Linked DNA regions of Homo sapiens: region 2 is linked to region 1. A link is an interaction called in ENCODE POLR2A ChIA-PET data of the cell type or tissue named here. Cell type or tissue: GM12878. All regions are shown on one strand. Each heading gives the region's core, and the rest is flanking DNA. Links, peaks and the distances in the headings are about the cores only.

What was found. Peaks named below come from ENCODE experiments on the same cell type or tissue, not always from the same donor. Only the 100,000 strongest peaks of a DNase experiment are listed, where the experiment ranks them.
Region 2: POLR2A ChIA-PET joins it to region 1 with 12 read pairs; 2 of 35 experiments call an interaction of 5 or more read pairs at or near these places.

What each region holds. Positions count from the first base shown.
Region 1 is chr17:67,641,609-67,652,690 of GRCh38, forward strand. All of the region lies in intron 6 of PITPNC1 (phosphatidylinositol transfer protein cytoplasmic 1), which reads left to right. Among named protein-coding and RNA genes, the nearest start is that of NOL11, 71 kb to the right of the region's middle. RefSeq lists enhancers at 8,992-9,151, 9,832-9,911. In GM12878, for the core only: no CTCF peak of the experiment used is centred there; a DNase peak (open chromatin) is centred at 6,033; H3K4me3 peaks cover 779 bases; H3K27ac peaks cover 4,590 bases.
Region 2 is chr17:67,806,821-67,818,390 of GRCh38, forward strand. No RefSeq gene overlaps it. Among named protein-coding and RNA genes, the nearest start is that of BPTF, 13 kb to the right of the region's middle. In GM12878, for the core only: no CTCF peak of the experiment used is centred there; DNase peaks (open chromatin) are centred at 6,551 and 8,213; H3K4me3 peaks cover 706 bases; H3K27ac peaks cover 2,050 bases.

The DNA of each region.
Region 1 (11,082 bases), core at 1,094-9,093:
CAACATGGCAAAACCCCATCTCTATAAAAAATACAAAAATTAGCCGGGTGTGATGGCACATGCCTGGAGTACCAGCTACTCTGGAGACTGAGGGAAGAGGATCACTTGAGCCCAGGAGTCGGAGGCTGCTGCAGTGAGCTGAGATCCCGGGCAGCAGAGCAAGACCCTACCTCAAAATAATAATAATAATAATAATAATAATAATAATAATAATAAGCGAGTGTACGGTGGTGCCATGTGTACATCATTCTCCATTTGATGGACATTTAGGGTGTTTCCATTCTTATTATGGTACTGCAAGAAACAGCCATAGATATATTTTGAGAGTTGTTCTAACGTCTCTGTAGAATAAATCTAAAAGTGAAAGTGTTGAGTCAATGGACATATGGGTTGAGATTTTCCTAGATATAACAAAATTGCCCACACCCTGCGGCTACATTAAATTGCCCCTGACTCACACTTGGATGGGAGCAAACTCAGGTCTGAAGATGTGTGAGATGGAATGGACAGTGTAGTGAATGGCTGAAAATGAGGAGTCTCAGTGCATGGTCAAGGGTCAGTGAGGCACAAGGGAAAAACATTGAGTACCAAGTCAATGAATTTGGACTTTATTCTGCAGGTCGCAGAGAGTCTTCAAAGCAGGGGTCACCAAAAATAAAAAATTCCGTTGGCCAAGAAAAAAGAAAAAGCAGGGGTTATCAGCAACCGTGCAAGGGGACTCTACCTGTGACCTCACCAGAGGGGCTGACTGTCTTGTGGGGATGGTGAGGGCAAGCTCCTGGGTGCCCAGAGGTTTAGGACCCTTCAAATCCATCAACCTACATCCTTCCCTCTTCTGCTACCCCCTTTCATGAACAAATTGCCCTCAGCCATCTTGACAACAATAAGATTTTATTAATGAATAGGAACATTTGGAAATAAAAAGGTGTTAAACAGTAGTCCAGTTCTCAACAACCCTGGCTGCACCATTTTCAGACCAATAATTGGCATGGCAACTCACTTCCCAAGGAACAATGAGGTGTTCTTTTTCAGACCTCATTCCTTCCAAACCCGGGAAAGATAAGACGCCAAGTCTCGCTGAAGCACCGTGCCTAGTGCTGATTTTAAAAGCCACTGCTGTTCTCTTGGCCTAATAATGCGAAGCTACCTCAGCATTTGGATCAAACCCCATTTTTACTGGGATTACTACAAAAAATGATAGTGCCCAACTTCATCCTAGAGAAAGAGTTTTCATTTTTTTTTTTAATTTTTCAAGGGGAAAAAAACCATTTAAACTGCTGCAGTAATTGGCATGAATGATGTTCCCCAGAACTCAGTGTTCAGAGCAGCAGTTGCAAATCCTACCAATTGAATTTGGTAGTGAAATGCCAGACCAAGTAGGTCAAACAAAATCAAGGCATATGAATTCCTAAATGCCAGATCAAAAGCAGAGAATCTAAGTCTCTGCCAGGAGTGCAGTTGCTGATTGTGGCATTGTGGGTCATTGAATCAATAGAAAGAGCCCTTGGGGGCCAGGTGCAGTGGCTCACGCCTGTAATCCCAGCACTTTGGGACGCCAAGGCAGGCAGATCACTTGAGGTCAGGAGTTCGAGACCATGGCAAAACCCTGTCTACTAAAAATACGAAAATTAGCTGGGCATGGCGGCACGCACCTGTAGTCCTAGGTACTAGGGAGGCTGAGGCACGAGAATTGCTTGAATCCGGGAGGCGGAGGTGGCAGTGAGCTGAGATCGCGCCACTGCACTCCAGCCTGGACAACAGAGTGAGACTTTGTCTCAAAAAAGAAAGAAAGAAAGAACCCTTGGGGAAATCACCCTATCACCCTATATCCCAAAAGGAACAGACCAGGGAGGGAAGAATTCATCCAAGCAAAACATTCATGGAAGGGAGAAACAGTTGGGCTTTTCATAGAGGGATCTGTGCAAAAGATAACCCCTAGAACCTATGAATTGGGATTCCCAACTTGTGTGCTCTGTGTCTAGATGATTCAGCCCTAATGTGGTGAGGGCCCTGGCTCTGGGAGCCTCCCAGGCGGTCACAGCCACTGCATTTGATCATCATCAATTCTGTGTCTGAGTCCCTCCCTCCCTTCCAAAGAATGGACAGATGGACAGATGGGATGGAGAAGTGAGATGACGTCAAAGGCAAGGCATGGAAAGTGACCAGCACAGTCCCTGGCACACAGTAAGCATTTCATAAGTGTTCCCTTCTCTCTGCTTTGACCCTGGCTTCGAGCTCTGCAGATGGGTTGCAGGAATGGTGGCTCCGTGGAAACCATGTGTCTTTGGAAAGTGGCCACCGTGAGTGGCGTCACAGGAGTTTGTTTGCGTGTCGCTTTTCCCTTGTCGGTGTGAGTGGAGAACAGGAGCAGAGGTGTGATACCAATAGCTCCAGCTCTCAGGATCATGGGATCCTCCGCCGGCTCAGCAAGATCCTGCAGAAGTTACAGCCATTTGTGCTGCTGAGACTTTTCAAAAAAAATGTGTTATTGCCTCTGTTATGGTTTAACCTGAATTCCGGATGGCACGTGTCTCTGCTACTTCACCTCGAAGAAACCTTAGAAGTTACATTTGCTGTTTGTTTTGTGCCAAGTCTGGGCCATCTGTGGCACTGCAGTGCCGGGATGGTACCCAAGGCAGTATTGCCATGCTATCTCTGTCTGCCACGAGCCTTCTTACAGCTGTACTATAGAAAACTAACATTTAAGACTTTCAAAGAAGGAAGCAAGAGCTGAAGGGCCCAAGGCTCTCAGCCAGGAGTGAACAGATACAACAAGCTCTTCTTCAGTTCCATCTCATGGAGAACTTCCCTCTGTAATTTTTTTTTTTTTTTTTTTTTTTTTTTGAGACAGAGTCTCACTCTGTCACCCAGGCTGGAGGGCAGTGTCACAATTTCAGCTCACTGCAACCTCTGCCTCCTGGGTTCAAGCGATTCTCCTGCCTCAGCCTCCTGAGTAGCTGGGACTACAGGTGCACGCCACCACGCCCAGCTAATTTTTGTATTTTTAGTAGAGACAGGGTTTCACCACGTTGGTCAGGCTGCTCTCGAACTCCTGACTTCAGGTGATCCACTCGCCAAAGTGCTGGGATTACAGGCGTGAGCCAATGCACCTGGCCCTGCTCTGTTCTTTCAAGAAAACAGGCAATGAGTCCACACAAGTTGCTCATAACTGGGGCCAGCCACATCAGCCCCTGCTGTTTTTAGTCTTATTAAAGTAAAACACCAGAACTTCTTGGCCCTTAGAACAGAGTTCCCAAATCAGGTCAGCATCACCCAGGGAGGTTTTGAAAACTGGAGATATCCGGGTCCCACCTTAGACCAACCCAACCAGACTCAACTGGTCTGGGACCCAAGAATCAGTGTGTAAATGCACCAGGTTTGGGAAAATGGCCTCAGAGCAGAGCTTCCCATCTTTTTTCATGCCTTGACAGGTAGGAAGTGTTTCGTTTTGGCCAGGCGCGGTGGCTCATGCCTGTAATCCCAGCACTTTGGGAGGCCGAGGCAGGCGGATCACCTGAGGTCGGGAGTTTGAGACCAGCCTGACCAACACGGAGAAACCGCATCTCTACTAAAAATACAAAAATCAGCCAGGCATGGTGGCGGGCACCTATAATCCCAGCTACTCGGGAGCCTGAGGCAGGAGAATCACTTGAACCCTGAAGGCGGAGGTTGCGGTGAGCCAAGATCGCGCCATTGCATTCCAGCCTGGGCAACAAGAGCGAAACTCCATCTCAGAAAAAAAAAAAAAAAAAAAGAGAAAGTGATTTGTTTTGATTGACACATTGAGGAGGAGCTCCTGGTTAAGATGACCAACCCCTGAGCTCAGAAGGCCCAGTCTGTTACTCAAGGGCTGCGGGAGCAATATGCCTTATCACATCTACTATCCATTCACCATAGGGAAGCTTTGCCTAAGAGAGCTCAACTTACTGAGGTCAAGGTTTTAAACCACTTTATTGTTACTTAATTTGGGGGAGGAGGGATGCAGGGGGGTTAGCAATGTAAGCCTGTAAGCCTGCCCATTCCCCGATTGTGAGAGAGGTCAGTGCCTTTGAATTTTGTTCTGTCTGTTGGGAATCTGACGCCATCTGTAGAATCAGATCCAAAGTCTTCCTTGACAGCTACTAGCGTTAATTATAACATAAGTTTGTGCAGTTTTTTTCCTAAGTTGCTTCTGATTTGGGGGTGGCTTCAGATTGACATTATTGAAGTTTATTTCCTCCACCCAAAGACTCTAGGCCGGCTGTGATTGTTCACGCCTGTAATCCCAGCACTTTGGGAGGCCAAGGCGGGTGGATCACTTGAGGCCAAGAGTTCGAGACCAGCCTGGCCAACCTGGCAAAAGCCTGTCTCTACTAAAAATACAAAAATTAGACAGGCGTGGTGGCGGGTGCCTGTAGTCCCAGCTACTCTGGAAGCTGAGGCAGGAGAATCACTTGAACCTGGGAGGTGGATGTTGCAGTGAGCCGAGATCGTACCATTTGTACTCCAGCCTGGGCAACAAGTGAGACTCTGTCTGAAAACAAAGACAAAACAAAAAAAAGACTCTGGTAGCTGTCCACCAGGTCCTCTGGCTAAATCTTCTCCAAGCCCTTTCTTTGTTTAGCACTCTAAGAATCTGCAACAATGACTATGATGTTTGAGGTGGCATTTTTCTCCTTGAGAAATAAGACCTGACAGAGCGATTGTCTGCTCCACATCTAGTTATTCAGACTCCAAATACAACTGTTCAGCTTCTGTTCCAAAAATACCCAAGAAAGAATAAGTGTTATTAAGGTGCTTGTCTTCATCTTTTATTATTAAGAGGCCCAGAGAAAGACTTATAATTACTAGCTCATTAGCTTGGGCCTTAGAATTTTCAACGAAAATTTCTCACAAAATTGCTAAACCTGGTTTTAGAAGGTATGGAACTAACTTTTGAGAAAAATAAATTCCACCATTTAGAGTCTCACTGTCGCCCAAGCTGGAGTGCAGTGATGCAACCACGGCTCACCGCAACCTCCACCCCTCCAGGCTCAAGCGATCCTCCTACCACAGCCTCCTGACTACCAGCACATGCCACCACACCAGCTATTTGTGTGTGTGGGTGTGTGTGTGTGGGTGTGTCGTGATGGGGATCTTGCAGTGTTGCCTAGGCTGGTCTCAAACTCATGGGCTCAAGTGGTCCACCTGCCTCAGCCTCCCAAAGTGCTGGGATTACAAGTACGAGCCACCACTGCACCCAGCCAACATTGTCTCCATTTTATAGATAAGGAAACTGAGGCTTAGAGAGTCTAAGTAACTGGCTGGAAGTTTCAGGAAGCCTGGATTCAAACCCCAAAGTGTCCTACCCCAAAGATTATGCTTCCCCTACACCAAGTAAGATTCCTTCAGGTAAAGCTAGACGTACAAACAACTGTTGTCTTTGGAAATCACTCTAAGAAATAGTTCCCTTCTTAAATATATCTTCCCAACCCCGAGTCTCAGTGACTAAATGATCTTAGGGAAAGACTGGTATGTAGAAAAAGAAGGGCCTTTGAGACGGTTGGTTACCTGATGTGATAGAATTCCACTCCTCATCTTTGGGGAGAAGTTTCCTCTTTACAAACATTCCAGAACATAGTGGATTGGCCAAAAGCAGCTTGGGTCTGTAAAAAAAACCAAAAACTAAAAACTAGCCATCCTCCATTAGAGAATAGAAACCTTTTATTATTTTTTTTCTTTTACACAAGGTCTCACTTTGTTGCCCAGGCTGGAGTGCAGTGGCACCATCACGACCCACTGCTGTCTTGACCTCCTGGGTTTAAGCCATTCTCCTGCCTTGGCCCCCTAAGTAGCTGGGACTACAGGTGCACACCATCACACCCAGCTAATTTTGGGTTTTTTTTTTTTTTTTTTTTTTTTTTTTTGTAGAGACGGGGTTTCACCATGTTAGGTTTCCCAGGCTGGTCTCGAGCTCCTCAGCTCTAACCATCTGCCCGCCTCAGCCTCCCAAAGATGACAGGTGTGAGCCACCACACCCAGCCCAGGAAGCTATTTTTAAAAAGAAAAAAAAAAGCCATTAGTCACCAAAGAACCCATCTACAGACCCTAATTCAGAAATATTCCTTTTCTCACTTTAGCATCCACACGATAGTCTTAGAGTTAAATAACTTGCCCAGGTTCACACAGTAGTTACTGGAGCTGAAATTCAAACCTGGGGGCAGGGCATGTGTTCTCTCACTTCAAAGCCTCCTCAGTTCATCTCTCAGTTCTGCTCCACAGATCTGAGGACCCCACAAGGTGCTCCCGGGCATGGTAAACAGTGAAATACATTGTATCAAACAGTGAAGGGAGAAACAGCCTGAAGAATCCACTCATCACTTTTACCTGCTTTATATACTGGGATTCCAAAAGTGCATTTGGAGAAACAAAATGAGTTCTGAAGCTCAAATAAGTTTGAAATCTAAAAGTGGAAATATTTTATTGTCTTCAAATTACAGACTGATTGGCTTATTGAACATCTCTACCCTGGTTTCTGTTCGACAAGTTGGAGGCCTAAATTTCCCAAAATAATACAGTACACAAGGAGCAAGCTAGACTTAGGGACAGTTAATCTGGTGCTGATCACTGTTGGCATGCTGCAACTCATCGAGATATTTGTCAGCCTATTATCAGCTTTTGATTTAATAAACTTAAGCTATCTCTAGGCCAAATTGTAGATCCTCGGTAGGAATGCAGGCTGTTAATGCCTCCCCATAGCCTTCGTCTAAAGAGCACTGCTAAAATCAGAGTGGAGAACAGCCTCAAGTTCAAAGGCTGCAAACCGAGCCAGGTTCTAATAAGCTCCCTTTATGGGAGGAGCTGGGTTCTTGGCCTCTCACTGTCTCATGTATTAAGGTGGGGTCCTCTCCAGTGTGCCCTTGAATGACCTTATTGCTTTTGATTAGAGGTTACCTTGAACTATACTCATATTGCCAAACGGAACAGGTTAGTGTTCTGCAACAGGATGTTAGGGAGACAGCTCTTGTTGCTCTGGAACTGGGAACCAGGCCCAAAGCTGGGGACAAAGAGGAATTGGGACTCCACATTCACCAGGCAGCTGCTAATCACCAGTGGCCCAGATGACCCTCTTCCCACAGCTCTGGTTGCCCCTATCTTCCCCTTCCCTAGGCCCTATGTGGAGATGAAGGAGGGGAGTTTGTAGTCATTGGGAGTATACTTCTTGCCTCACCCCAATCCCATGTGACAGGAGTAGTATTCTGAGAGAATCAACTACAGTAGCTGGGGCATCTGCAAAAAAAAGCTGGCTATAGGCCCAGTGCAGTGGCTCTAATCCCAGCACTTTGGGAGGCCAAGGCGGGAGGATCACTTGAGGCCAGGAGTTTGAGACCAGCCCAGACAATATAGCAACAGCCCATCTACAAAATATTTTTAAAAATTAGCTGGGCCCAGTGGCACATGCCTGTGGTCTTAGCTACTCAGGAAGCTGAGGTGGGAGGATTGCTTGAGCCTAAGAGTTCAAGGCTGCAGTGAGCCATGATTGCACCACTGCACTCCAGCCTGGGTGACAGAGTGAGACCCTGACACACACACAAAAAATAGTTGACTGTTTGCTGAGCCGGGAACTTGCAGGCCCACCCTCAATGCTGCCATCCTGCAAGACTTGGGTGATACTAATAAGTGTCCCCAAAAGCTTGCAGAGGAACGTAGAGATTGCACCTGCTGCCCATCTGGAAATTTCTAAAGGAGTTTTTGAAGGAGCCCATGGCTAGGGCTGAGATGGAACCATGGGAGTGTGAGCTTGGGAATAGCACGGGGGCATCCCCTTGGGCATTATTGAAAATGCAGGTAATAGTGGGCTACTTTTAGTAGCTTGCTTATGAGAATTCTGGGGTGTTTTCTGTGTCTCCAACCAGTTCAATTCTCCAGCACCAGCTATGTGTCCAACAATTCAATTCAATTAGACACTGTCTATCTGGAGTTAGCATCAGATCCCAGTCCCACAAAGCTGCCCCACTTCTCACTGACAGGCTATAGGCCGGGCACAGTGGCTCATTCCTACAATCCCAGCACTTTGGGAGGCCAAGGCAGGTGGATCACTTGAGGCCAGGAGTTCGAGACTAGCCTGGCCAACAGAGTGAGACTCCATCTCTATTTTTTTTACTAAAAAAAATTTTTTTTTTAATCTGGGGTCTCCACGACTCCTTCCTCAGGCTCAATAATTTGCTAGAAAGGCTCACAGAACTCAGGAAAACATTTACTTAGATTTACCAGTTTATTATCAAGGATATGACTCAGCAGCAGGTAAATGGGAGAGAGGCATCAGGTGAGGTATTGGGGGGTGGGGACTTGGGGCTTCCGTGCCCCCTCTGGGTGTGCCATCCTCCCAGCAGGTCAGTGTGTTTAAGCGTTTATGGAGCTCAATCCCAGCACCCCCTCCCTCCCTAGAGGTCAGTGGATGGGGCTGAAAGTTCTAACCCCCTAATCACCTGGTGTTTCTGGTGACCAGAGCCATCTTGAGGCCATCTAGGGCCCCTCACCTGTGTATGTGATCTGAAGGAGCTTGTTATGCATCCCAAAAGTCACCCCCATCACTCAGGAAATTCCAGGAGTTTTTGGAGCATTGTCTTAGGAAGCAGTGACAAAAACCAAATCTATTTTGTATTACATCACAAGGATGAAATGAGAAAGCGAATCTGAAGTGCCTGACACAGACTCTGGTACGGAGCAAGCACTTGAAAACGTTAGCTCCTAGGGTGATTTTTCCCAGCTTCCTTCCTTGACTTTCCTCTGGCCACCTCTCTTGCAAGTTCTCATTTGCTTTCATCTTCTCCCCAGTTCCTAAAAGGCATCCTGGGGGCTAGAAACCATAGGCTTTTTTTTTTTTTTTTTTTTTTTTTGAGATGGAACCTTGCTCTGTCTCCCAGGCTGGAGTGCAGTGGTGCGATCTCAGCTCACTGCAACCTCTGCCTCTCGGGTTTAAGCGATTCTCCTGCCTCAGCCTCCTGAGTAGCTGGGACTACAGGCATGCGCCACCATGCCTGGCTAAATTTTTTGGATTTTTAGTAGAGACGGGGTTTCACCATGTTGGTCAGGCTGATCTCCAACTCCTGACCTCAAAAGATCCGCCCTCCTTGGCCTCCCAAAGTGTTGGGATTACAGGTGTGAGCCACGGCGCCTGGCCAAAACCATGGACTATTACATTGTTTTGTGTGATGTGCTCAAATTTCTCATTTGCCTCGTCCCTCTTCTTAAAGCAATGAGTTTCAAGTGTTTGTGGCACTGAACTATAACTGAGAAGGGTACAAAACAGAAACATTCCCCTTGCCACAGCTGCCTTTCAGTGCCTTTCTACACATCAGATGCACCTTATGAGTCAAACTCCTTTAAGAGAGTCATTTTGCAGAGAAAAAACACAAACCGCTCAGGGTTTGCGGTGCATTCTAGTGCCAAGAGCAAATGCTTTAAAAATAGCACTTTAGGTATTAACTGCTAACAAAGCAAGAATTGACTGCTTCTGGCATGATTTGCATTTAGGGTTTTGGTTTGTTTTTTTTTAAGTTGATGCATAGCAGTTGACCTTTTAAGTCAAGTTTTAGGTCAGTTCTCCAGCACATTCTGAAAGCTCCTTAGTTTTGTCTCTTTTTTAAAAAACAGCTTTATTGGCTGGGCACAATAGCTCACCACTGTAATCCCAGCACTTTTGGAGGCCAAGGCGGGTGGATCACCTGAGGTCAGGAGCTTGAGACCAGCCTGGCCAACATGGCGAAACCCCATCTCTACTAAAAATACAAAAATCAGCCGGGTGTGCTGGCACGTGCTTGTAATCCCAGCTACTTGGGAGGCTGAGACAGGAGAATTGCTGGAACTTGGGACGTGGTGGTTGCAGTGAGCCGAGATTGCACCATTGCTCTCTAGCCCAGGTGACAGAATGAGACTCCGTCTAAAAAAAAAACCCAAAAAAACAGCTTTATTGAGATATAGATCACATACCATACAATTCAGCCATTTTGAATGTATAGTTCAGTGGATTTTACTATAATCACATGTTTACCTCACCACAATCAAATGTAAAACATTTTCATCACCCCACAAAGAAACCTCATATGTTTTAGCTATCATCTCCCTACCCTCTCCCCTCACCCATCTCCCAAGCCTCAGCAACCACACTGATCTACTTTCTGTCTCCATAGATTTCCCTTTTCTGGGCATTTCATATGAATAGGGTCACTTAATAAGTGGTCTTTGGGGACTAGCTGCTTTGAAAGCTCCTTGGTTTTATGTGTATCCCTCTTAAGATTCAAGTTCAAGGAATCCTACATTAATTCAGGGCTAAACTTTACTTTCATTGGAGGGGAATGAGAATGAGATCTGCAACACCTTGGAGTCTTCAGGAGAAGTTCCAGGATGGAGAGAAAAAAATCTGACATGTGATATGTGTTGTTCATCCATCCCTATTTTAGGGCTGAGGGTTATAGTTACATAATGTAGCAATTCCTGGCTGGAGTTCCTGCTTAGCCTTTTTTCATTTAGCATTTATCAAAAACTTCTCATTTCAATTAACAGGGCAAGCCCCTGTTGGCTATTGCCCTTTGTGGTTCAAATTGAGAGTGTAATTAATCATGGAGACTTCATATCTCAGTGAACGTCAGCTAATAAGATTGCCTCCAAGATGCAAGCTCAGCCCCAGCTGGACCAAGCTCTCCTGTGGGCTTCTCCTTGCACCTTCCAGGTGGGAGACTGATTCTATCCAAAACGAGGACGCAGTTTTACACGGGCTGCTCAAACAAGCCCTTTGCTCTGCCTTGTCCCAGTGCGAGATGGATGAGGCCTGCAGGTGTGGCTGATCCTATAGAGTGGACGCCTTCTAAAGATGTGCCGAAGTCCATCTGGCCCCAGGGAAACAGCCCTGGCACCAGCTCAACCCCCTCGATACAGATGGGCTTTAACTACAAGGGTCCAATTTGCCATCTGCCAAGCCTGGAGAGAATCGGTAGCATCCGGAGCCAGAGATCTCATTGTGGATGAATTTATAAAACCCTGGCTAGAAGAACTTGCAGCCCCACGCGTTCCCCACCAGCCAGCTGCCGGGCCGAGAGGAGCTGGGCAGGGCCCTTGAGGCAA
Region 2 (11,570 bases), core at 2,245-10,244, 170 kb after region 1:
TTTTTGCATTGTTTGTAGAGATGGGGTTTCACTGTTGCCCAGGCTGGTCTTGAACTCCTGGACTCTTGTGATCCACCCACCTCGGCCTCCCAAAGTGCTGGGATTACAGGCGTGAGCTACCACACCTGGTTGTCTCTAACCATTTTTAAGTGTATATTTGAGTAGTGTTAAGTATATTCACATTGTTGTACAACCAATCTCCAGAACTTTTTCATCTTCCCAAATTGAACCTCTGTACCTATTAAACACTAACTCCCCATTCTCTCCTTCTCCCGGCCCATGGTAACCACCCTTCTACTTTCTGTCCTTTTTTTTTTTGAGACAGAGTCTCGCTCTGTCACCCAGGCTGGAGTGCAATGTCGGGATCTCAGCTCACTGCAAGCTCCGCCTCCCGGATTCAAGTGATTCTCCTGCCTCAGCCTCCTGAGTAGCTGGGATTACAGGCGCCTGCCACCACACCCAGCTAATTTTTTTGTATCTTTAGTAGAGACAGGGTTTCACTATGTTGGCCAGGTTGGTCTTGAACTCCTGATGCCGTGATACGCCTGCCTCGGCCTCCCAAAGTGCTGGGATTACAGGTGTGAGCCACCATGCCCGGCCTACTTTCTGTCTTTATGAATTTGACCACTCTAGGTACCTCATATAAGTGGAATCACACAGTATTTGTCCTTTGGTGACTGGCTTATTTCGCTTAGCATAATGCCCTCAAGGGTTCTCCATGTTGTAATATGCGTCAGAATTTCCTTCCTTTCAAGGCTGAATAATATATCTGTTACATGGATCAATCACATTTGGGTTATCCATTCATCAGTTAATGCACATGTAGGCTGTTTCCACCCTTTGGTCATTGAGAATAATGCTGCTGTATACATATGTATGTATGTTTTTGCATGACCATTTGTTTGCAATTCTTTTGACTATATATGTATCAATAGAATTAGTGGGTCATATGGTAGCTCTAAGTTTAACTTTTTGAGTAACTGCCAAAGCATTTTCCACAGTGCTACATGGTTTCACATTCTCGCTAACAATATATAATGGTTCCAATTTCCCCAAATCCTCTCCAACACTTTTTATTTTTATTTTTTTAAAACAATTACAGTCATGCTAGTGAATGTGAAGTGGCATCTCATTGTGGTTTGGGTTTTAATTTTATAATATTTTAATTTTTAAAATCAAAAGAATATACTTTGGCCAGGTGTGGTGGCTCACACCTGTAATCCCAGCATTTTGAGGGGCCGAGGTGGGTGGATCATCTGAGTTTAGGAGTTCGAGACCAGCCTGGCCAAAATGGTGAAACCCCATCTCTACTGAAAATACAAAACTTAGCCGGGTATGGTGGCAGGCGCCTGTAATCCCAGCTATTCAGGAGGCTGAAGCAGGGGAATCACTTGACCCGGGAGGTGGAGGTTGCCATGAGTCGGAATCACGCCACTGCACTCCAGCCTGAGAGGAGACTCTATCTAAAAAAAATACATATATGTGTATCTATACACATATGTGTATATGCAAAGCACAAACATCTAAGGGCAGGGCGTGGTGGCTCATGCTTGTAATCCCAGCACTTTGGGAGGCTGAGGCAGGCAGATCACTTGAGGTCAGAAGTTGGAGACCAGCCTGGCCAACATGGTGAAACCTCATCTCTACTAAAAATACAAAAATTAGCTGGGTGTGGTGGCAGGTGCCTGTAATCCCAGCTACTTGGGAGGCTGAGGCAGGAGAATCGCTTGAACCCGGGAGGCGGAGGTTGCAGTGAGCCAAGATCATGCCACTGCACTCCAGCCTGGGCAACAGAGGGAGACTCAGTCTCAAAAACAACAACCAAAAAACACATCTAAGGTTATATTGGTACAAACAGGAGAATTATTCACATAACTAACAAAATGTTAAAGAGTAAGTCAGAGATGGGCTCTGGGTTGACATGAACTGATGGTATTCTTTCTAGGAGGATGAGAGGATTTAAAATCTCTTAGCCAGGCCAGGCATGGTGGCTCACGCCTGTAATCCCAGCACTTTGGGAGGCCAAGGCAGGTGAATCACTTGAGGTCAGGAGTTTGAGACCAGCCTGGCCAACATGGTGAAACCACATCTCTATTAAAAATACAAAAATTAGCTGGGTGTGGTGGTGCACACGTGTAATCCCAGCTACTCTGGAGGCTGAGGCAGGAGAATCGTTTGAACTGAGTGGCGGAGGTTGCAGTGGGCTGAGATCTTGCCATTGTACTCCAGCCTGGGTGACAGAGCGAGACTCCATCTCAATCAATCAATTAATAAAAATAAAATCTCTTAGCCAGGTGCGGTGGCTCACACCTGCAGGCCCAGCACTTTGTGAGGCTGAGGCAGGAGGATCACTTGAGTCCAGGGGTTCAAGATCAGCCTGGGCAATATAGTGAGACCCTCATCTCTACAATAAATAGATTATAAAAAATAAACAAAATAAATAAAATCCCTGCAAGCTTAAATGACAATTAAAAGATAAAAATTTTGAGAGTTTCCCATGTTATCAGGTCCCCAAGTTAAATATATTACGTGTATTATTTCATCGAATCCTTAAAATAATCCTATGCAATAAGGTCTTTTTTTTTTTTTTTTGAGACAGAGTCTTGCTCTGTCTCCCAGGCTGGAGTGCAGTGGCGCGATTTCGGCTCACTGCAAACTCTGCCTCCCGGGTTCACGCCATTCTCCTGCCTCAGCCTCCCAAGTAGCTGGGACTACAGGCGCCTGCCACCACGCCCGGCTAATTTTTTTGTATTTTTAGCAGAGACCGGGTTTCACTGTGTTAGCCAGCATGGTCTCGATCTCCTACCTCATGATCCGCCCGCCTCGGCCTCCCAAAAGTGCTGGGATTACAGGCGTGAGCCACCGCGCCCAACCTTTAATAAGTTCTATATTTACCTTCATTTAATAGCTGAAAAAACTAAGACTCAGAGAGGTTAAAAAAAAATACATATATATGTATATGTATATATATCTACATATGCAAATTATAACAGTATGCAGTATCCCTGGGACTAAATCCAGATCTGATTCCAGAGTATTTACATTGAACTATACCATGTGACTATCCATACATTCCTAAGTGTTCTATTAATAAAATAGTAAAGAATAAATTCATAATTTTTACTACCACTAACCTTTATTGTTTACTAGGTTTCAGGCACCACGCTAAGCTCTTTATATTCATTATTTCATTTAATGCTCATTTTATTAAACTCTATGAGGTGGGTGGGTACATTCCATTTTACAGATGAGAAGACCAAGGTCAAGAAACCTGCCCAGGCTGGATGTGGTGGCTCTTGCCTGTAATCCCAGCACTTTGGGAGGCTGAGGCAGGTAGATCACTTGAGGTCAGGAGTTCAAGACCAGCCTGGCCAACATGGTGAAACCTCATCTCTACTAAAAATACAAAAATTAGCCTGGTGTGGTGGTGTACACCTGTAATCTCAGCTATTCCATAGCCTGAGGGAGGAGAATCGCTTGAACCTGGGAGGTGGAGGTTGCAGTGAGCCGAGATTGCACCACTGCACTTCAGCCTGGGTGAGCAAGCAAGACTCTGTCTCAAAAGAGACCTGCCCAGGATCACAGAGCTGGCCCCCAAACATTTTGTCTTCCCATTGTTTCCCAAGCAAGCTGAATTCACTCTGTTCAGAATGTTCTTCTCCAGTTCTTCACATTGACCACTTCTTATATACTCAAGTTTGAGCTCAAATGTCACCTCCTTACAGAAGCCTTCCCCCTTGACCTCATCCAAAGTAGCATTCATTGTACACCTACCAGCATACAGTAGGCACTCAATAAATATTTGTTGAGTGAGTAAGGGAAGGCATTCCATGAAAATTCCTACTGCCCAAAATTGCTTCCTCCATTCTCAAAGTCCAGAACGCCTTGCCTACCTGACTCAGTTCCTGCCTGACTTCTGGTAATGCCACCTTCTTTGAATACCTATAAGACTGTCAACCCTCACTCATCCAGCAGTTCCAGTCTCCTCAATTCTGAAATAATCCTTCCCTTCACTCTCAACCACTGGAGTTCTCCTTTTGTTTATTTATTTTTATTTTAGTTATTTTTTTTTTTGAGACGGAGTCTCGCTCTGTCACCTGGGCTAGAGTGCAATGGCGAGATCTTGGCTCACTGCAACCTCCGCCTCCTGGGTTTAAGCGATTCTCCTATCTCAGTCTCCCCAGTAGCTGGGATTACAGGCACCCCACTACGCCCAGCTAATTTTTTGTATTTTTTTTTCTTTTTTTTGAGATGGAGTCTCGCTCTGTCGCCCAGGCTGGAGTGCAGTGGTGTGATCTTGGCTCATTGCAGACTCCACCTCCCTGGTTCAAGCGATTCTCCTGCCTCAGCCTCCCGAGTAGCTGGGACTACAGGCGCCCGCCACCATGCCTGGCTAATTTTTGTATTTTTATTAGAGACGGGGTTTCACCATATTGGCCAGGCTGTTCTCAAACTCCTGACCTCGTGATTCGCCTACCTCGGTCTCCCAAAGTGCTGGGATTACAGGCATGAGCCACCGTGCCCGGCCTATTTATTTATTTATTTATTTGAGATGGAGCCTCACTCTGTCACCCAGGCTGGAGTGCAGTGGCATGATCTCAGCTCACTGCAACCTCTGCCTCCTGGGTTCAAGCGATTCTCCTGCTTCAGCCTCCTGAGTAGCTGGGATTACAGGTGCATGCCACCATGCCTGGCTAATTTTTGTATTTTTAATAGAGACAGGGTTTCGCCACGTTGGCCAGGCTGGTCACGAACTCCTGACCTCAGGTGATCCACCTGCCTCGGCCTCCCAAAGTGCTGGGATTAGAGGCGTGAGCCACTGCGCCTGGCCTGGAGTTCTCCTTTTATATGTTCAACAACAAATTTCTCTTGAGTCTCTACTATATCTTGCTAGATGTGTTGGAAAAAGATGAATAAATGCAGTTCTACCCTCCACTTGTAGGTGGAGCGGAAGTGTAAACAAGCAACTTCAACACAGTGGGAGAGGTGCTAAAGAGAGACACGAGTGGTCACTGGGGCAGTGCACATAACCAAAAATAAAGAGAGACATATACAAGACTCAGTGGTGGCTCAGTAGAGCAAAGCCAGGCAAAAGATGACACAGCCGTAAACAAACCAAAATTCACCATCAACATATTTTGAAAGTAAGTGGTGGTGTTGATTTCAAATCTTGGCTTCATCATGCAGTAGCTGTGTGGCATTGGGAAAATTACATATCCTCTGAGCACTAGTGTCTACCCGGGGAAAATACTACCTACTCCAGAGGGTTATCTATGGTGAAATTTAAAGGAAATAATGCACATAAAGTGCTTAGCCCTGTCTCTGGCACATAATGGTACTTCCAAATTAGTACTGAAAAAAAATGTATATTTTTATTTATTTTATTTTTTATTTTTATTTTTTGGTGAGGTGGAGATTTACTCTTGTTGCCTAGGCTGGAGTGCAATGGCATGATCTCGGCTCACCGCATCCTCTGCCTCCCAGGTTCAAGCGATTCTCCTGCCTCAGCCTCCCGAGTAGCTGGGATTACAGGCACGTGCAGCTAATTTTGTATTTTTAGTAGAGACGGGGTTTCACCATATTGCCCAGGCTGATCTTGAACTCCTGACCTCAGGTGATCCGCCTGCCTCGGCCTCCCAAAGTGTTGGGATTACAGGAGTGAGCCACTGTGCCTGGCCGTATATTTTTATTTTTTAAGAGACAGGGTTTTGCTCTGTCACCCAGGCTGGGGTACGGTGATGCAATCATAGCTCATTCATTGCAACCTTGAACAGTTGGGCTGAAGTGATCTTCCCTCCTCAGCCTCCCAAGTAGCTGGAACTACAGGGGCATGCCACCATGTGTGGCTAAGTTTTTTTAAACATAGTTTTTAGAGACAGGGTCTCCCTATGTTGACCAGACTAGTTTCGAACTCCTGGCCTCAAGCAATCCTCCTGCCTTGGCCTCCCAAAATGCTGGGATTATAGGCATGAGCCACTGCATCTAGCCTGAAAAAAAATCTTAAATATAGGAAAAGAAAAAACTTTAAGCACAAAGATGTATTTATAATAGGAACATTTCTGGAACAAACTGAAAATCCTCTTCTTCTTCTTCTTTTTTTTTTTTTGAGACAGAGTCTCACTTTATCGCCCGGGCTGGAGTGCAATCTCAACTCACTGTAACCTCCACCTTATGGGTTCAAGCAATTCTTGTGCCACAGCCTCCCGAGTAGCTGGGACTATAGGCATGAGCCACCACATGTGGCTAATTTTTGTATTTTTAGTAGAGATGGGGTTTGTCATGTTGGCCAGCCTTGTCTCAAACTCCTGATCTCAAGTGATCTATCCGCCTCGGCCTCCCAAAAAGGCCAGGATTACAGGTGTGAGCCACCACGCCCAGTCTAAATATTCTCTTGATGGAGTATTATGTAGCTGTTAAACTGTAACAATGTCTGGCAGAGTCACAGATACAAAAAGTACTAGATAAAATGTGAATCTGGTGTGATCTTGGCTATGCAAATAGATACCCAAAGTCCCTGGGCCTCTCCAGCCTGCGGTTTTAAATGAGGTCACATTAGCCTTTTACCCAAATTTCACTGCCCCATTGCCCCCACCTGCTCTTCTGGACCTCTGCGAAGGCGCTGGGGGCCCTAGGGAATAGTTAAAAGTGTATGTCCCACCCACTCAAGTATTCATAAACTGTCTGTGTTTGATGGGCACAGCCACCCTTTGCCAAGCCTTCACCCTTGCCACGCCTCATAAAGAACACCTCCCTGTGGGGTTGACCAAACCACCCGGTTTGCCTGGGACTGAGAGGTTTCCTGGGATTTGGGACTTTTAGTACTAAAACTGGGAAACTCTTTGGCAAACTAGGAGAAGTTGGTCACCCTGACTCACTGTGCAAAGCTGCAATTTTTTTTTTTTGCACTTCCAAGCTGCAAAATTTTTAGATCACCGAATGGAGTTTTTTTTCTCAGCTAGAGCTCAGCTCCATTCTTCCCAAAACAGGGACTGGTGAACCTCCCAGAGGACTGGGTGAGGTGAATATTCATGTTTTAATTCAGGGGACTTTTATCCCAGGTACCAGGGAAGCAAAAAAACAAAAACAAAAACAAAACCAGTCAAAACGTTGCTTGAGAAACAGCTAATTAGAGCGTGGGTCTAGACAAGAGTTGCTGGTTTGGGAAACATGAGCATATTGGGTGGCAAGTATCATGAGACTGGACTGGGTGGTCCAAGAGACCTGTAAACAGGAGAGAAGCCTGAGGGTAATGACATTTGAGCCAATCTGCGGAGGTAAGTCAGTCCATTAAAGAAACTGAGGCCGGGCCTAGTGGCTTACACCTGTAATCCCAGCATTTGGGAGGCCGAGGCAGGCAGATCACTTGAGGCCAGGAGTTCGAGACCAGCCTGGCCAACATGGCAAAACCTGTCTCTATTAAAAATAAAAAAAGTAGCCAGGTGTGGTAGTGAGAGCCTGTAGTTCCAGCTACTCAGGAAGCTAAGGTGGGGGGATTGCTTGAACCCAGAAAGTTGAGATTGCAGTGAGCCATGATCACGCCACTGCACTCCAGCCAGGGCGACAGAGCAAGACCTTGTCTCAAGTAAATAAATAAATACAAATTACAGGCTCACACCTGTAATCCCAGCACATTGGGAGGCTGAGGCAGGCGGATCACCTGAGGTCAGGAGTTCAAGACCACCCTGGCCAACAAGGTGAAACCCCCGTCTCTACTAAAAATACAAAAATTAGCTGGGTGTGGGCCATGCGTGGTGGCTCACGCCTGTAATCACAGCACTTTGGGAGGCCGAGACGGGTGGATCACGAGGTCAGGAGATCGAGACCATCCCGGTTAACACAGTGAAACCCCATGTCTACTAAAAAAATACAAAAAAATTAGCCGGGCATGGTGGCGGGTGCCTGTAGTCCCAGCTACTTGAGAGGCTGAGGCAGGAGAATGGCGTGAACCCAGGAGGCGGAGCTTGCAGTGAGGAGAGATTGCACCATTGTGCTCCTGCCTGTGCAACAGAGCAAGACTCTGTCTAAAAAAAAGAAAAACAAAAAAGAAGCTGAGGACTAACGGGAGTGGCCAAAGAGATAGGAAGAAAACTAGGATTTGAGGTTTGTAAGTTTTGGTGCATAGTTTCTGAAATTTGTCCAGTTTCCAATTTGGCTATGCCTTCACCCTAAAGCTAGTAGTGATACTGATTGATCATGCTTCATATCATCAAGTAGACCACTCCTTCTCTCCTTCCAGCTCTGAAATGTAGGTGATTCCCCAGGGTATATATGAGGTGCTCTTAGTCTCTCTGCTTTCTCTTTTATAATAGTTTAGTCTGAGGCTGGGCACAATGGCTCATGCCTGTAATCCTAGTACTTTGGGAGGCCAAAGGGGGTGGATCCCTTGAGGTCAGGTGTTTGAGACCAGCCTGGCCAACATGGTGAAACCCCATCTCTACTAAAAATACAAAAATTAGCTGGGCATGGTGGCGCATGCCTGTAATCTCAGCCCCCTGGGGAGGCTGAGGCGGGAGAATTGCTTGAACCAGGGAGGCGGAGGTTGCAATGAGCCAAGATTGCGCCACTGTACTCCAGCCTGTGTGACAGAGTGAGACTCTGTCTCAAAATAAATAGATAAATAGTCTGCTGGCTGCAATTTTCATCTCAATGAGACTGGTTCCCAATTTATACCCCCAGCTTCAATCCTTCCAGAGCTTCAGTCTACATTTTTTTCTTTCTTTTTCCTTTTTTTTTTTTTTTTTTTTTTTTGAGACAGGGTCTTACTCTGTCACCTAGGCTGGAGTGCAAGCAGTGTGATTTTGGCTCACTGCAACTTCTGCCTCCTGGGTTCAGGTGATCCTCCCACCTCAGCCTCCTGAGTAGCTGGGACTACAGACACGTGCCACTACACCTGGCTCATTTTTATACTTTTTGTAGAGAGGGGGTCTCACCATTTTGCCCAGGCTGGTCTAGAACTCCTGACCTCAAGTGATCTTGCCGTCTTGGCCTCCCAAAGTACTGGGATTACAGGTGTGAGCCACTTCGTTCAGCCCAGTCTACATTTCAAACTGTCTCTTGGACATTTCCACCTCATTATCTTGTCAATAACCCAAATTCAGCGCACTTAAATAGGAGCAATAGCCAGATCATAATCATAGAGATCAGTATTGGAAGGAACCTTAGAGATGATCTAATCTAGACCTTCCTGATTGGAGAGCTATAGACTGATACACAGTGAATAGGATAAGAGGTGGGTGGGGATAGATATTCATCCTCCAAGCTCTCAGGGTGTACGCAGCCTCTGATCCACTTTGTTCATGACAACCTCATCCCCTGACGGGCTTAAGAGGGTGGGGTCTGATGGTGGGCAGGAGCCCACCATTGGCATTCAGTTGCATAGCACATTATTGCCTGCGTAGACAAGGGACCCACGAAGATGCTAGAAGAGTTTATCTCAGGAGCCCAAGAAGTATAAGGAACGATCCAATGTGCAGGAAGGTGTCAGAGTGTGTGTGTGTGTGTGTGTGTGTGTGTGTGTGTGTGTGTACGTGTGTGAGAGAGAGAGAGGAGAGAAAGAGATGAGGGCTGGGTGCGGTGGCTCATGCCTATAATCCCAGCACTTTGGGAGGCTGAGGCAGGCGGATCACTTGAGGTCAGAAATTCGAGATCAGCCTGGCCAACATGGTGAAACCTCGTCTCTACTAAAAATACAAAAATTAGCCGGGCGTGGTGGCTTGTGCCTGTAGTCCCAGCTACTCACGAGGCTGAGGCAGAAGAATCGCTTGAACCCAGGAGGCGGAGGTCGCAGTGAGCTGAGATCACGCCACTGCACTCCAGCCTGGGCAACAGAGCCAGACTTCATCTCTAAGAATAATAATAATAATTAATTAATTAATTAATTAAGAGATGGGGGTTGGGAATTCTGGGGCAGGCAGCTTAGAAACTCTGTCTTCACATACGTTTGTATTGGATAATTTTGGCCAATATACCACAAATGATGTCCAGGCTGTGAAGTGATTGTCCTAATAATGCATTTGTGTTCTGTCAACTGGAACCTCATCATGATTTTGAAATACTCGCTATGGCAAGTTTGATTAGATCTAAAATCCAGAAGGAATATTCTAAGTTCTTTTTTTTTTTTTTTTTTTTTTGAGACGGAGTTTCGCTCTTGTTGCCCAGGCTGGAGTGCAATGGCACGATCTCAGCTCACTGCAACCTCCGCCTCCCGGGTTCAAGCAATTCTCCTGCCTCAGCCTCCACAGTAACTGGAATTACAGGTATGCACCACCACGCCCGGCTAATTTTGTATTTTTAGTAGAGACGGGGTTTCTCCATGTTGAGGCTGGTCTCGAACTCTTGACCTCAGGTGATCCGCCCGCCTCGGCCTCCCAAAGTGCTGGGATTACAGGCGTGAGCCACTGCGCCCAGCCGGAATATTCTAAGTTCTAAGGACATTTGTCAATGAAAGAAACAAAAGAGCTTTAAATATAACTTAAATATCATTTCCACTGTTGTGAATGTTTGGTTATAAAAGATGGCTTAAATTATTTTAGCACATACAGTTGCAAATGGTTTCTTGTCATTTAAGGAGATCACGCACCAGGGGTGGTGGCTCAAGCCTACAATCCCTGCTACTTGGGAAGGTGAGGTGAGAGGATGCATTAAGCCCAGGAGTTTGAGGCTGCAGAGAGGTGTGACTGCATCACTCACTCCAGCCTGGGTGACAGAGTGAGATCCCATTTCCTATTTCTTTTTTTTTTTTTTGAGATGGAGTCTCGCTCTGTCACCCAGGCTGGAGTGCAATGGCGTGATCTCGGCTCACTGCAACCTCCGCCTCCTGGGGTCAAGCGAGTCGCCTGCCTCAGCCTCCCCAGCAGCTGGGATTACAGGAGTGCGCTACCACCACGCCTGGCTAATTTTTGTATTTTTTTTTTTTCAGTAGAGATGGGGTTTCACCATGTTGGCCAGGCTGGTCTTGAACTCCTGACCTTGTGATCCGCCCACCTTGGCCTCCCAAAGTGCTAGGACTGCAGGTGTGAACCACCGCGCTCGGCCATGAGATCCCATTTCTAAAAAAAAAAAAAAAGAAAGAAAGAAAGATAAAAAGAAACAGATCAGTTAAAGAGACTCAATCAGGACTTACCTTACATGAGCTATTTAGAGTGCAAAACAGAATAAAAAGTTAGGTATACGGATTTAAGTTCAAATTTCTCATTAAAAAAAAGAGGGCTTTTTTGGGGAAAGTGTTACAAATGCAATATTTAATATCTTCTCCATATATATTTTGTTTTTATTCCAATTGTATTCTTTAAAGAAATGTTTTAAACCACATTCCATATCCCCTGCTAATTTTCATTGGGTGCTATATATGTGGAAAGTATTGGAAAGTCTGGTTCTAACCCAGCCCCCTTAACTGATTTGTGAGCAAACTGGGGCTCGGTCAGGGTTGATTGACCCATCTGACGTCACAGAGCTAATCACTTCCTTCATAAATCAGTTCCTGTCCTCTGACTTTCTGAGCCTTAACTGCAGATGTGTGACACATTACCCAACTCATCTAAGTTTAAATCATATCAGGTTGGTTTCTCTCT